3 separate regions of the Homo sapiens genome follow, and regions 1 and 3 are each linked to region 2. Evidence: read pairs that join two places in POLR2A ChIA-PET (ENCODE). Cell type or tissue: Panc1. All regions are shown on one strand. Links, peaks and the distances in the headings refer to the core of each region. The heading gives the core; the rest is flanking DNA.

Region 1 (5,107 bases), core at 650-4,649, 70 kb before region 2:
AGTGATGCTTACTACAATATTGTTCATTTGAGTAAAATGTATTATAAAGCTTTAACTGTTTTTTTTTTTTTGAGATGGAGTCTCGCTCTGAGTGCAGTGGCGTGATCTCGGCTCACTGCAAGCTCTGCCTCCTGGATGCCATTCTCCTGCCTCAGCCTTCCGAGTAGCTGGGACTACAGGCGTCCACCACCATGCCCTGCTAATTTTTTATATTTTTTAGTAGAGACGGGGTTTCACCATGTTAGCCAGGATGGTCTCAATCTCCTGACCTCGTGATCTGCCGGTCTCGGCCTCCCAAAGTGCTGGGATTACAGGCGTGAGCCACTGCGCCCGGCCAAAGCTTTAACTGTTATAAAACTCATAAACATTTTTTACACTACATTATCAAAAAATTATATTTTTTGATAATTCATTTTCCCATGGTATTGAATCTGAGAAACACGCTGCAGTGATATTGCAATGCAGGGTTTTACAAACTACAGCCTGTGGGACAAAGCCAGCCCACCACCTGTTTTGTAGGCGGTGGGTGAGCTAAGGATGGGTTTTATATTTTTAGATGATTACATTTTAAGTGGTTATATATGTATCTACAGAATATCTTTGAGTTTGCCTTTTGGCCTGCAAAGCACAAAATATTTACCAGTTAGACCTATCTCACTGCTGCATACTTTTCAAATAAGTTATTATTTGAGACAAGAAAGAGTTTACCAACCTCTGCTGTATTGCAGAGACTGTTCAATGTATATTTTCAAACTAATCTTAGTAACTTTTTATTTTCAATTTTCTTTTTGTGAAGGGTTAATGCTATCTGTCCTAACCACATTCATAGGTATGAATGCATTTTATAATCACATTCTGAATTACTCAATTTAATATGTATATTTAAACATTTGAATTTTTTATTTAAACTCTTTCAATTACACCATTAACTACTCCTGTTTTACTAGACTACTCATTCTATCAATTAACAATGGACTTATTAGGATCTATTTTATATATGAGCAGACATTATAATTAAGAGCTATTAAATTATTATCTCCATCTACATATCATCTCGATTGTCACAAGAAGCATTTTAAGTCAAATTATTTATTCTTCTTCGTCAGGAAAATGTGAAGTAGATGAAAGAAAGCCAAGAAAAACAGTTCAGACTACCACTCAGCAGCAAACAAAAGCTTCCAATAAAAATGTTTTAAAAATCCAACAACAGATTATTACAGTATAATTTACTATCTTGAATTAAATATTATAATCCTTACTTCCCATTAAATAATAAAAGAACTTTAAAATGTACAGAATTTAGAGAAAACTCTTTTTGATATTACCAAGTAGGATATTACCTCTATAAAAAATGACTTGAGTTCAGGAAGGTGTTGAAACAGGTTTAGGGTTGAAGTGTCTATTTTGGTTGGCTTCTGCACTGCTTCTTCTGCTGATAATCTTGGAGGGTGTGGTTCCTTCAAAATAATTTTAAGGAAAAACAATTCCATATCTATGTTATTAATCTCTCACTATGTTCCTTCATATACACTAGGCTCTAGCTACAATGAATTACATACCATGCATTGTTGACAATTATAGGTGTTGGCTCAGACTATTCTCTTAGCAGAGATACTACTTTTTTCATTTCTTTGGAAACCCCACTTCTACTTTAAAGTTTTTCTTACTGATATCTCTCCTAAATTTTCAAGTCAGAATGTATTATTCTCTTTTATTATTTTTCCTTGGCAAATAATTTATATTTTAATTATAATTTATTTCTTTCTATATTGGATTACATATAGTTGTTTATGGTCTGTCTTCCCCAGCTAGGTTATAAGTGCCTTAAAGCTAGAGAAGCCTTATTCATTTTTGGATTTCCATACTAGACTAGTATCTTACACGTTAGATGCTTGGTAAAATTAAATGTAGTATTCAAAATTCAGAATGTATAATTTGGATGAATCTTTAATTCCTTGACAAGATCAAAATGTCAACACTGGCTGGGCGTGCTGGCTCACACCTGAAATCCTAGCACTTCGGGAGGCTGAGGTGGGCGGATCACTTGAGGTCAGAAGTTCAAGACCATACTGGCTAACATGGTGAAACCCTGTATCTACTAAAAATACAAAAATTGGTCAGGCGTAGTGGTGTGCACCTATAGTCCCAGCTACTTGAGAGGCTGAGGTAGGAGAATCGCTTGAACCCACAAGATGGAAGTTGCAGTGAGCCAAGATCGTGCCACTGCACTCCAGCCTGGGTGACAGAGTAAGACTCCATCTCAAAAAAAAAAAAAAAAAAAAAAAAAAGAAAGAAAGAAAAAAAGTCAATACTGTCAGAATCAAATTATAGGTACTGCTGCATACTTTTCAAGTAAATTTTGTTCTTCCTCAACTTTCATGTCAGAAACACAGAACAGTATCATCTATAAATATGAAATAAATGGCAAGTAAAATGAACATTTCAAAGGCACAGTTAAAAGGCAAAACAGAATTCTATCTAAAGTAAATTCTTACATCTCTACAAAAAAATATTGATTATAGGCAATAGATGTGAAAGCTGTAAGTACTAAAATATTTAGCTTTTAGATCGGGTGCGGTGGCTCACACCTGTAATCCCAGCATTTTGGGAGGCTGAGGCAGGCAGATCACCTGAGGTCAGGAGTTCAAGACCAGCCTGCCCAACATGGCAAAACCCCGTCTCTACTAAAAATACAAAAAATTAGCCAGGTGTGGTGGCGGGCCTCTGTAATCCCAGCTACTTGGGAGGCTGAGGCAGGAGAATCGCTTGAACCCAGGAGGCAGAGGTTGGAGTAACCCGAGATTGTGCCATTGTACTCCAGACTGGGCAACAAGGGCAAAACTCCCTCTCAAAAAAAAAAAAAAAATTATCTTTTAATAAATATTATTCACTTTATTTCAAATCAAAGGCTGATTTTTGTATCATTTTCATCACAATAAAAACTAATTAGCACCACTTGTAAAACAAAAAGAAAGGTAAAGCAGGTGTGAAAATATGATAGCATCTATTTCAAAGCCCTGTGAAGCATTCTGTTTTAGTCTGTTACTTTCGCCTTCTGACTGTACCAGAAGGTAAGGGATAAAGCATTGACTTCACATATGACTATTCTGTAAAAACCAATGTTGGAGGTTCCGAGCAAACTGTTGCTAAGGAACAGTAAAAATTACAAAGCTTAGCCCAATTACTGTATTGACAGAAGTACATCTATAAGTTAGAGCTTAGATACACTACTGTTGTAATAGCTGTGGCGATTTCAATTCAATACTGTATTCAAGAGTGATACAAAGATGATTAAGAGAAAGTTGCTGCCTTTAATGTATTTATAATGTACTGAGGTAAATGGATAAATATATAGCCTAAGGCAGAAAGTGTCCTAATTAGGTAGCAAATAAAGGCCCATAAGAACATGTTAAGAGATCTAGTTTAACGGGGGCTTACAACTACTCATTCAGAGGAAACATGGCATGCTAGAAAGGCTTTGGAGTTAGATGGTCAGGCATATAATCCTAGTCACTTTCTTGTTGTGTAAACATAGAAAAAGTATTTAATTTCTCAAAGGCATTATAGGCTAGGTATTACCTTCTGTGAGGCTTGGCTTTAACTCCTAAAAAATGAGGATAGCTGAATTTTTACTATGAAGATTAGGTAAAGTACCTAACAAACACAGTGATTGCTTAAGAACATATCTAGTTAATAAATGATATATTTTTTTGTACATTCTACATCACTAAATTCATATACTGAAAAAGATCAAGACATCTTTGAAAACTACCATTAGATTAATTTCCATTAATCTAAACCTGTGTGTCATCAGGAAGATAATGATTTAATTTCAGATACCAGTATAGGGAAAGAAATATATGTAGTAATATTTAATAATTTGATTCTACATTTTAAATATTCTATAATTTGATTCTTTTTTTTTTTTTTTTCAGTTGTCAAATGATCCTTTATTGAAATATTTTCCTTTGTGCTTAACTGGCTGGGCATTCCACAGCACCACTGTTGATGTCATCGATGATGTCATGAGGATGGCGGCCATCAACATTACAGCCCACAGACTGGGCAGTCCCCAGGATCTCTTTAATGGTTCCAGAGAGTTCTCTGGCTAAGGATCGGTGCCGCATCTGTCGAACAATGTTGACGATCTCATCAAAAGTGATATTCCCACTGTGTTTAATGTTTTTCTGTTTCTTTCTGTCTCTTGGTGGTTCCTTGAGGGCTTTGATGATCAGGGCAGAGGCAGAAGGCACCACCTCAATCTGGGCCTGTCTGTTCTGAATGGTCAGTTTCACTGTAATCCTCAGGCCCTTCCAGTCACCCGTTGCCTTGGCAATGTCATCACCAACCTTTTTTGGAGACAGACCCAGGGGGCCGATCTTGGGGGCCAGGGCAGAAGTGGCACCGACTTCACCTCCGGTGCACCTCAGGTATACGACTTTGATCTCGTTGGGGTCGAACTTCGGCGGCATGGTGGAGGCGGCTGGTGTTGGATGAACCCGGATTCGGGACGACCGAAGAAAGTTGCACCTTGGCCTCCTCCGAGCCGAAAGCCGAGAGCAATTTGATTCTTAAGACTGGGTTTGGGCTCTGGAAAGCAAGTGCCTTTTTGGGCAGATGTTAGCTATTAGAAGTTTTACATGTGGAATGAGTCCCAGCATGAGGACAGTTTTAATGGCATACCCTAATAGGTACTCAGTTTTTCCTCTTGGAAATAATATAAGACTTTCTGAGCAAACAGAAATCTTTCTGTGACTGAGAGTAACTGGCTATATACATGGATCTTGACTGCAATATTTTGTTATGTACTTAAATCTACTTCTTAAGTTGACTTAAATCTACTTCTTAAGTTGTTGACTTACCTTTAATAATTGACAGGGTGTTTGCCCAAAATTATTAATCATCCCTTCTAAGGCTTTTCTTTCTTTCTCATCTGTTAAGGCATCCAGATCCACAGCTCCTAAAACCAGAAGAAGTCAACTTACTATAGAGTGAAAACAAATCAGCAAGCCACATCACTGATTAATGTATCAGGCTCATTGGTGTGTGTGTGTGTGTGTGTGTGTGTGTGTGTGTGTGTGTGTGTGTGTGTACACACATCTTTTTT
Region 2 (5,107 bases), core at 434-4,433:
TATGCAGTTTATGATATCCTAAAGGGAAAATTATAATGTTTAAATCTTATAAAAGGAGGACAATTTTGTCATTTAATATCTTCACATGTATGAAGTTATAATCTGCTAGATAAACCTTTGAGCAATGTACAGGATAACCTAAGCTGAAGGAATTTTTGTGTAGGAAGATGCTTTACAGGGCAGCCTCAAGGGTCACCATAATCAAAACTCAAGAGAGATCAGGCCAGACCATTTTTACTCCATCTTCATTTTCCAAATTTTAGGGATTTCGAACATAGGCAAATGAAACATAGCCCCATAAGTGGACTTTATAATGTAACTCCAACAATGGAAAAACAACTGTCACTAGGCAATTAGGCATAATAAACAAGAGAATAAACAATGAAAAAAAATGCATTTGGTGGTAGAAATATGACTGACTCCTCGACTTTTAGTTAACAAAAAGGTAGAGAGGGTATTTCAGGCAAAGTTCAAAGTTTTGGATATTTTGGGTAGCTTAATAAAATATTTTCTATATCTTTTGATAAGTTACTAATATCACTGGCTTCAGTTTCTTCATCTGTAAAATGAGGATAATAGTAACACCCACTTCATAAAGTATTGCAAGGATTAAGTAAGCTAATATATAAAAAGTGCAGTCTCTGACATACAGTCGATACCATACAAGGTTTGCTCTTATTATTAATTATTAAAGTGTTCTGAATTGCCACGTGGACATAACTTAAGTCTTCAAACAACCTCTTCACATTCTTTGCTTGTTTTCTTAGAAATAAATTTTATTGTGTATATTTGAGGTTTACAAAATAATGTTGTAGGATACACATAGATAATAAAATGGTTACTATAGTGAAGCAGATTAACATTTCTATCATTTCACATAGTTACTTTGTGACAAGAGCAGCTAAAATCTACTTATTTAACAAAACTCCCTAATAAAATGTAATTTTATTAACTATAGTCCTCATGTTTTACATTAGATCTCTGGACTTGTTCATCCTACATATCTGCTACTTTGTTGGGTTTTTCTTGTTTGTTTTTGAGACAGGGTTTCGCTCTGTCACTCAGCTGGAGTGCACTGGCCTGATCACGGCTCACTGCAGTCTCGACCTTCCAGGCTCAAGTGATCCTCTCACCTCAGCCTCCCAAGTAGCTGAGACTACAGGCATGTGCCACCACACTCAGCTAACGTGTGTATTTTTTGTACAAAGTTTTGCCATGTTGCCCAGGCTGGTCTCAAACTCTTGAGCTCAAGCAATTTGCCCGCCATGGCCTCCCAAAGTACTGGGATTACAGGTGTGAACCACTGTGCCTGGCCTCATATCTTCTACTTTGTTTTGACTGTTTGTCATACCAGTTTTGAAGAGCTCTTTGTGTAAATAAGTAAATTAACTTTTTGGAAGGCAAATATTATTTTACCAGTTGTCATTTAACTTTTTTGGTCTTTGATTTGGCTACAGTATAAAAATACGCCTTTCTCTTGATAATCTGTTGCTTTTTGATTTCCACATTAGCCAAAAGTCTAACTAGTTAATAATCCACATAGCTGTAACTCAGGCCACAAAAAAACGGCTTTGATTTTCAGGTATGTATGGTACATATAAACAGATTTCTATATATAAAATACCACATGGAATCAGCTTTGTAAAACCAGTCTTACAAGTAAAGCAAAAGTTAACTTATGAAGTGTCATTCATGTCATAAATCCTACTATGGTAACAGATAAAAAAAAGTGTTCTGGCCGGGCATGGTGGCTCACGCCTGTAATCCCAGCACTTTGAGAGGCCAAGGTGGGCGGATCAACTGAGGTCAGGAGTCCGAGACCAGTCTGTCCAACATGGTGAGACCCTGTCTCTACTAAAAAATACAAAAATCAGCTGGGTGTGGTGGCAGGTGCCTATAATCCCAGCTACTTGGAAGGCTGAGGCAGGAGAATCGCTTGAACCTGGGAGGCAGAGGTTGTAGTGAGCCGAGATCCACTGCACTCCAGCCAGGGCGACAGCAAAACTCTGCCTCAAAAAAAAAAAAAAGAAAAAAGAAAAGAAAAGAAAAAGAACAAGTGTTCTTATACCAAAATTAAGGAGAAAAATCCTTTATATATCATGAATAACATGAAATTAACACTAATTGATAGATTAATTTCTACATAGGCAAAATTATCTTAATGATTTCTTTTCACTGAAATAATAAACGTATTTGGTTGGTGTTAACTGATTAGAAAAGTTTTTTTTTTTTTCCTGATTTACCAGCAAGTCTTCTTATAATTATCTTTTATTTCCCTGATTTACCGGCAAGCCCTCTTATAATTATCTTTTATATTTCTTTTATTTAACTTAGGTTATAACTTCTATTTAAAATATCATTTAAGGAAACACTATATTTAAGAATTAAGCCTTTCTCACCCTAAACAACCTTTACTAATTTAATCACTCAGTCAACACTTATTTGTTGCATAACCCTGTACCAGGAACTGATTAAAAAAAAGAAAAAAGCAGTGACCCTTCCTTCAAAGTTCTTTTGGACTACTAGAGCATTAACCAAGCAGTTACTATTTGCCATGGTAAGTGAAATAATAAAGTGCTAGGGATACCCATAAGAGCAGTTTGGTCTTGGAAAGTAAGTAGAAGCCTCTAGATGGAAGCAAAGTTCCAGCTGTGACATAAATATGAGGCCAATGAAAAAGGAAAATAAGATTTGAGAACCCATACAGACATGGCAAAAACATTCAAACTCCACACAGACAGTTGCCCCTGCCAGGAATCAATTTTTTTCTCACTGACTTTATAATGAACGACATTATCCAAAGACCTGCTGTAGCTTACAAAGGTAACTATACTTCAAACCAAAGTCATTCAACTATGTTAGTCATTTAACTTTGCATTTGTTTACCCTTCAAATTGTATGTTTGCATAACCCTTTAACTGAGACCTATTATTTAGATCAATCTGGCAGTGCTTTAAAAACAAAATCCTTAATAAGAGTATCAGTAAATTATGTAAGATGTTGCCCAACATTTACTATTAATTTACCTTAATGTCCCAGTTCACTACTTTGTTTCCTGTTAATCTTCCATGCAAACAATTAGTAGATAAATCAAGACAGATTGAATTTTTGCAGGCCTAAGAATAAAAGAAAAATATGGCAAACAACCAATTAGAACAAAACATAAATTTAACCACATATAGAACATTTCACCATAATACAAAAAGGAATATAGGATAGTCAAAGATAAGATGCCCATAATATGAATTTTAGTATTGCTGTTCTGTTTTAAAAGAAAGAATCAGGGCCGGGCGTGGTGGCTCATGCCTGTAATCCCAGCACTTTGGGAGGCCGAGGCAGGTGGATCACCTGAGGTTAGGAGTTCGAAACCAGCCTGGCCAACATGGTAAAACCCCATCTCTACTAAAAATATAAAAACTAGCCGGGTGTGGTGGTGGGCACCTGTAATCCCAGCTACTCGGGAGGCTGAGGGAGGAGAATTGCTTGAACCCAGGAGACGGAGGTTGCAGTGAGCCGACACGGTGCCAATGCACTCCAGCCTCAGTGACAGAGTGAGACTCTGTCTCAAAAAATAAATAAAAATAAAAAAGAAAGAATCAGGAATTAGATTCTAAAGCACCCACTTAGAAAAGTAGGTCACTGCTACTTGTCATCTGACAGATGAGCTATAGGCAGAACTTGTTCGCCAGCCACAGTGATGTTTTTTTTTTTTTTTTGGAGACAGAGTCTCACTCTTGTCACCCAGGCTAGAGTGCAGTGGTGTGATCTTGGCTCACTGCAACCTCTGCCTCCCAGATTCGAGCAATTCTCCTGCCTCAGCCTCCCAAGTAGCTGAGATTACAGTGGTGCGCCACCACATCTGGCTTAATTTGTATTTTTAGTAGAGATGGGGTTTCACCATGTTGGCCAGGCTGGTCTCGAACTCCTGACCTCAAGGGATCCACCCACCTCGGCCTCCCAAAGTGCTGGGATTACAGGCATGAGCCACTGCACCCGGCCTCGCCAGTCATAGTTTTTAAATTTTTCTCTTTTAAACAAATACATGAAAACAGATTTTTTGCTTTAAAAAAATTCAATGTTTTATTTCCATTAGCACTTCCCTAGGCACAATTTCAAGATACACATAAAACGTGTGATTAAAATGAGAGATAAACCATAGAACAAAAAAAAAATCATAATATAAAAATACAATTACAGGCATAAGATACTATTTTCCCTCATGTTGTTGCCAGACAATTCTGGCTGCATTCAGAGTAAGAGCTTAGTCTGTAACTTTAGAAACAGTGTTATTTGCTAACCTCCATTCGTAAAGGCATGTTAACTTCATATTCAATCCGAATTTTCAGGTAATGCAGCATCCTTGAATCTAATCTAATCCCCATTCCAAAAGAAAGTAAACCTACAAATTTTAGCGCACATGATGTAGTTACTGCTTTCCTCTTAAACAATTGAGAAAAATTGCTTTAATCAAACAAATACTTAAACGTTATCCGTCTCCGAGACAGACACGTCTTTCTCTAGTTACTACTTTAGTCTGTAACTAAAAACTGTGTATCTATGACCTGTTTTAACAGAATAATCTCCTAATGGTATGACACTCTCTAGAATCCATTCCTCCAATCCAACTTTCACACTGCAGCTTAAGACCATTTCTAAAATGCGAATCCGATAATATTACTCTTCTGCTAAAAATTCTATCCATTGCCTATTATCTACTCTGACATAGGAGGTTTGCTCTAATGTGACCTTGCTCTCTAGTCTCATCTCCTCTTGCTCAGTGTCCTATACCCAAACACATGTAGAACCCAGTTTTACAGTCTATGCCTTTTTAGGTGATATTTACCATGCATCCCTGCTCAACCTTGTCTTTTAAAACACAAATGATACCATCTTCTTTATGATTTTCTAGCTTCCTGGAACAACAAACCACTCCTCATTTGTACCCTCACTATTAATTTGTACATTATTCCGTACATTATTCCAACAAAGAAATATTGTATATTAGTTAAGGATATAAATTAAACAGGCTGGGTTCTAACTCCAGGATTCAATGGAATTATGAGTCTAAGCAAGTTACTTATCTTACTGAGCTTCAGAAAACTAAAGC
Region 3 (5,107 bases), core at 650-4,649, 170 kb after region 2:
TATTACCAAACAGGTAAAGAAAGACTATACAAGGAGAAATAGGGAGCATGATTCTCTTTTCTGAATCTGAAGGAGCCAAGGAAAGAGGAAAAGAGCAAGAGGATAAAAAAAAAAAGTAATGAGTCACATGGCTAATAAAAATATTGATAAAGATATAAATGGCTGGGCGAAGTGGCTCACGTGCATAATCCCAGCACTTTGGGAGGCGGAGGCAGGTGGATCACCCAAGGTCAGGAGTTCAAGACCAGTCTGGCCAACATGGTGAAGCCTCGTCTCTACTAAAAATATAAAAATTAGGCATGGTTGCAGGCGCCTGTAATCCCTGCTACTCAGGAGGCTGAGGCAGGAGAATTGCTTGAACCTGGGAGTCAGAGGTTGCAGTAAGCCGAGATCATGCCACCAATGTACTCCAGCCTGGGGGATAGAGCGAGACTCTGCCTCCAAAAAAAAAGATATAAATAAAAACTTCTGAAGCTATTAACATTATATTCTTGCTATTGTTGCTGTTATTATTACTGTTATCATTAATAATAATTTATTTTATGCTCATTGGTCATTTGGGAGGAAGCAGGAGTCAATCAGCTTCATAGAATTCTTAAATGAAATAGCTAACCTAGACAGGAGTTGAAAAATGAACTTTGAATTTATTTGGGCAAAGAGCTGTTTTCTAATTATTTAATTCATAATCTTTTACCTAAAGAAATCAACTTTAGCACTGACTTTCATAAGGTGATTTTTCTAAAATATTTATGTTTTTAAAACACTCTCAAATCCCCTATATCCCGTTGTTACTCACCCCGAGGACTATTCACATCCACAAGTTGCCCCTGAGGTATAATCACTTGTGCCATTCCTGTCTGGGTAGGTGGAATTACACGAAGTACCTGTCCATTTTCTGTTGGGCTGGCAACGATCATCTTGGAAGCATTAAAAAAAAAAAATCAAATGCATATGCCTAGACTGATTTAACAAAAATTATTAATTAAATAAATTATTAAACACATACCTAGCTCTATGATGGATTCTATGATTTCCCCCATTTTATAGATGAAAACATTGAGGCACATAAACATTTTTTTCCAAGGTCTCACAACTTATAAGTGGTGAAGCCAGGATTAAAAACAGGCAATTTGACCCTAATCCTAGGGTCTTAACCACCAATGGTCTTAATCATTACACATGGATGAAGTCTAATTACTTGGTAATCTGAACAAGTCTGTCTGGATGTAATACATTTACCTTTTGCCACTTACTGTATTATTCATACATGTTTCACCTATTTGTGTGGCAACCATTTGTCTTATATTTAAAGTCATCTTCCTTCGTTTAAAAATGGTAACATGTTGGTCAGGCATGGTGGCTCATACCTGTAATCCTAGCACTTTGGGAGGCCAAGGAAGGCAGATCACGAGGTCAGGAGTTCGAGACCAGCCTGATCAACATGGTGAAACCCTGTCTCCACTAAAAATACAAAAATTAGCTGGACATGGTGGCACGCGCCTGTAATCCCAGGTACTCAGGAGGCTGAGGCAGGAGAATCACTTGAATCTGGGAGGCAGAGGTTGCAGTGAGCCGAGATCGCGCCACTATACTCCAGCCTGGGCGACAGAGCGAGACTCTGTCTCAAAAAAAAAAAAAAGGTAACTTGATAAATGTCTAATTAAATAGGATTTATTTTGGTATCTCAGCATTTATATATAGTCTCTATGGTTCATAAAGAACGGTACTACAAAGTGCCTCAAAAGTCTGAAAACACAGGGAAAATAGTATATTTATTGTACTTTTTTTCAGTTTAACAACTAAACCTACTCTATCAAATTTAGAGCAATATCAACTAAAAAGACATATGAAGTTGAAGAAAAACTTTTGGACCTATCATTTGGAAGTATAGCTAATACAGTATTTGAATTTAAGTCTATCTGATGCTTCCAGACTTCCAAAAAGTCTGGAAGCATCAGACTTCCATCAGCACCACATAAATTTTATTACTTAACATACTACTCTCCTATTACCTCTTTAGTGCAGGTAACAATCCTTAATCATTCCAACCCACGTTCCCAGACTCCTCTTTTGCTAGGTAAAACATGAAAATATTGCTGATGCTTGACAGGGACTGTATTCCAACTTTTAAGGGAGTTACTTGAGGCCAGATACAGTGGCTCATGCCTGTAATCCCAGTACTTTGGGAGGCCAAGGTGAGAGGATCACTTGAACCCAGGAGTTTGAGCTTGGGCTACCTGTCTCTACAAAAAATTTTAAAAATTAGCTGAGTGTGATGGCATGTGCCTGTAGTACCAGCTACTCTGGGGGTTCAGGTGGGAGGATCACTTGAGGCTGGGAGGTCAAGGCTGCAGTGAGCCGTGATCATGCTGCTGTACTCCAGCCTGGGTGACAGAGCAAAACCTTGTCTCAAAAAAAAAGGGCCATTTGAAAAAATGCAAATATAAATTTGAAAAAAATTTTTTAAAAAATTTAATGTTAGGGGAAAAACTTCAACAAACTAGAATGCTTTAAATATTAATATAATCATAGATAGTTCCCAAAATTAAGAATGGGAATTGTTTCCTTCCTTCCCCAATGTTCAACAAGTTTCTTGAGATAAAAATGTCCTGCCATAACTCTTATCACTTTAGCATGAAACAGCAACTGCAAACTGATGACAACTGCTTACACGTGCTCAGTTCATAGGAAGTGGCAGCACTTCAGATGTATTACCTCATTTAATCCTCATCACGTGTATCTCAAGTATATACATTTTATAAATGAGGAAACTGTCACACAGAGGTTACAAAACTCATAGAAGGTTACACAGAGCTATTTAGTGGTAGGCTATAATTGAAACTCAAGCAATCTGACTCCTTCAAACTACCACTCTGTACTAGCTCCCAATATTTGACAATGTTACTTAACCTAAGAAAAGACAAAAGCAAAACAATATAAAAAACCCTGCTGGACATTAAAAGGCAACAGTAATAATATTGTTTTAAATTCTTTACCCCTTATAATAAGATTAAATATCTGTGAAAAAAATATGTATATACAAATTTTCTAACTTTTAGGAATGGGGGTATGAAAAGTGTTCTATTCATTCTTAGAAAATAAGTGCTGTGGTTATTTTTAAATCAAAATTAAACACAAATAAGTTTTTATAAGTTATTCAATCATATACAAGTTTCATAATTAAGACTGATCTGTGGAATATCCTCTTAATTTTGAAACTATGTTTCCCAAGCATAGTAGATAAAAGTCTCATTTATTTTCTCCCTTCTTAGCTAAGTCCCCCTGGTACCTAAAAAACTATTTACAATTCATATAATCTGACAATGACAATGTTAATATTACTTTTCCTATTTAAAGAAAACCCAGCTAATTACCTAAAATCTTTGCTATGAAAGCAAACATGGTTTTGAAGAGTCATGTGCTACAACACATTCTATTTCAGGCAGACCATGAAAATTATCAGAAAACTTTAGCTGAGTGGTCTTTTACCTACTAGGCCCTTTGTGTACAATATTTCTAATAAATTCAAAAGACCAATTCAGCTTCACTCCAAAACATCTTCATCCATTGCAGATTCACCCACTACAGAATCTTTACTAATAACTTTTATATAAAAAGTCATATTGGGCCAGGCACGATGGCTCACGCCTGTAATCCCAGCACTTTGGGAGGCCAAGGTGGGTGGATCACCTGAGGTCAGGAGTTTGAGACTAGCCTAGCCAACATGATGAAACCCGTCTCTACTAAAAATACTAAAATTACCTGGGCTTGGTGGCAGGCACCTGCAATCCCAGCTACTCGGGAGGCTGAGGCAGGAAAATCGCTTGAACCCAGGAGGTGGGGGTTGCAGTGAGCTGAGATCACGCAACTGCACTCCAGCCTGGGCAACAGAGTGAGGCTTTGTCTCAAAATAATAATAATAATAATAATAATAATAATAATAATAATAATAATAATAAATAAATAACAAAAAGTCATATTGAAAAAAAGGAAGGTATATTTCTTTAAAAAGCTCCATTTGGCTGATGGCAGTGGCACACCCCTGTAGTTCTAGCTACTCTGGAGGCTATGATCATGCCACTGCAGTTAAGCCTAGGTGACAGAGTGAGACATATCTCTTTTTTTTTTTTTTTGAGATGGAGTCTTGCTCTGTTGCCCAGGCTGGAGTGCATGGAGTGCAGTGGCACGACCTTGGCTCACCACAACCTCTGCCTCCTGGGTTCAAGTGATTCTCCTGCCTCAGCCTCCTGAGTAGATGGCATTACAGGTATGCACCACCATGCCTGGCTAATTTTCATATTTTTAGTAGAAATGGGGTTTTACTATGTTGACCAGTCTAGTCTCGGACTCCTGACCTCGTGATCTGCCCACCTCAGCCTCCCAAAGTGCTGGGATTACAGGCGTAAGCCACCAGGCCCAGCTGAGACATTTCTCTTAAAAAATAAATTATTTAATTAAAATAAATTAAGAAAAACAAGATGCTTAGCTAACAAACCCACAGCCAACATCATAGTAAATAGGCAAAAGCCAGAAGCATTCTCCTTGAAAACCAGCACAAGAAAAGGATGCCCTCTCTCACCACTCCTATTCAACATAGTATTGGAAGTCCCGGCCAAAGCAATCAGGCAAGAGAAAGAAATAAAGGGCATCCAGATAGGAAGAGAGGAAGTTGGACTATCCTTGTTTGCAGACGACATGATCCTACATTTAGAAAACCCCATATTCTCCGTCCAAAAGCTCTTCCAGAAGATAAACAACTTCAGCAAAGTTTCAGTATACAAAATCAATGTTTAAAAATCACTAGCATTCCAATATACCAACAACAACCAAGACAAGGGCCAAACTAGGAAGGCAATCCTATTCACAATTGCCAGAAAAAGAATAAAATACCTAGGATTACAAGAAGGTGAAAGATCTCTACCATAAGAATTACAAAAGACTGCTCAAATAAATCAGAGAAGATACGAACAAATGGAAAAAAAAATCCATGCTCATGGACAGAAAGAATCAATATCATTAAAATGGCCACACTGCGCAAAGCAATTCACAGATTCAATGCTATTCCTATCAAACTGCCAATGGCATTCTTCACAGAACCAGAAAAAAA

What was found. Peaks named below come from ENCODE experiments on the same cell type or tissue, not always from the same donor. Only the 100,000 strongest peaks of a DNase experiment are listed, where the experiment ranks them.
Region 1: POLR2A ChIA-PET joins it to region 2 with 5 read pairs; 2 of 35 experiments call an interaction of 5 or more read pairs at or near these places.
Region 3: POLR2A ChIA-PET joins it to region 2 with 5 read pairs; 2 of 35 experiments call an interaction of 5 or more read pairs at or near these places.

The regions. Positions count from the first base shown.
Region 1 is chr2:203,190,145-203,195,251 of GRCh38, reverse strand. NBEAL1 (neurobeachin like 1) reads right to left here. Exons shown (of 56, transcript NM_001378026.1): 46 at 4,863-4,960; 47 at 1,341-1,457. It also overlaps the pseudogene RPL12P16. Among named protein-coding and RNA genes, the nearest start is that of CYP20A1, 46 kb to the left of the region's middle. In Panc1, for the core only: no CTCF peak of the experiment used is centred there; no DNase peak of the experiment used is centred there.
Region 2 is chr2:203,120,263-203,125,369 of GRCh38, reverse strand. NBEAL1 (neurobeachin like 1) reads right to left here. Exons shown (of 56, transcript NM_001378026.1): 19 at 3,027-3,116; 20 at 1-18. Among named protein-coding and RNA genes, the nearest start is that of NBEAL1, 110 kb to the right of the region's middle. In Panc1, for the core only: no CTCF peak of the experiment used is centred there; a DNase peak (open chromatin) is centred at 2,658.
Region 3 is chr2:202,948,369-202,953,475 of GRCh38, reverse strand. It overlaps CARF (calcium responsive transcription factor), which reads right to left. Exons shown (of 17, transcript NM_024744.17): 6 at 797-917. Among named protein-coding and RNA genes, the nearest start is that of CARF, 39 kb to the right of the region's middle. In Panc1, for the core only: no CTCF peak of the experiment used is centred there; no DNase peak of the experiment used is centred there.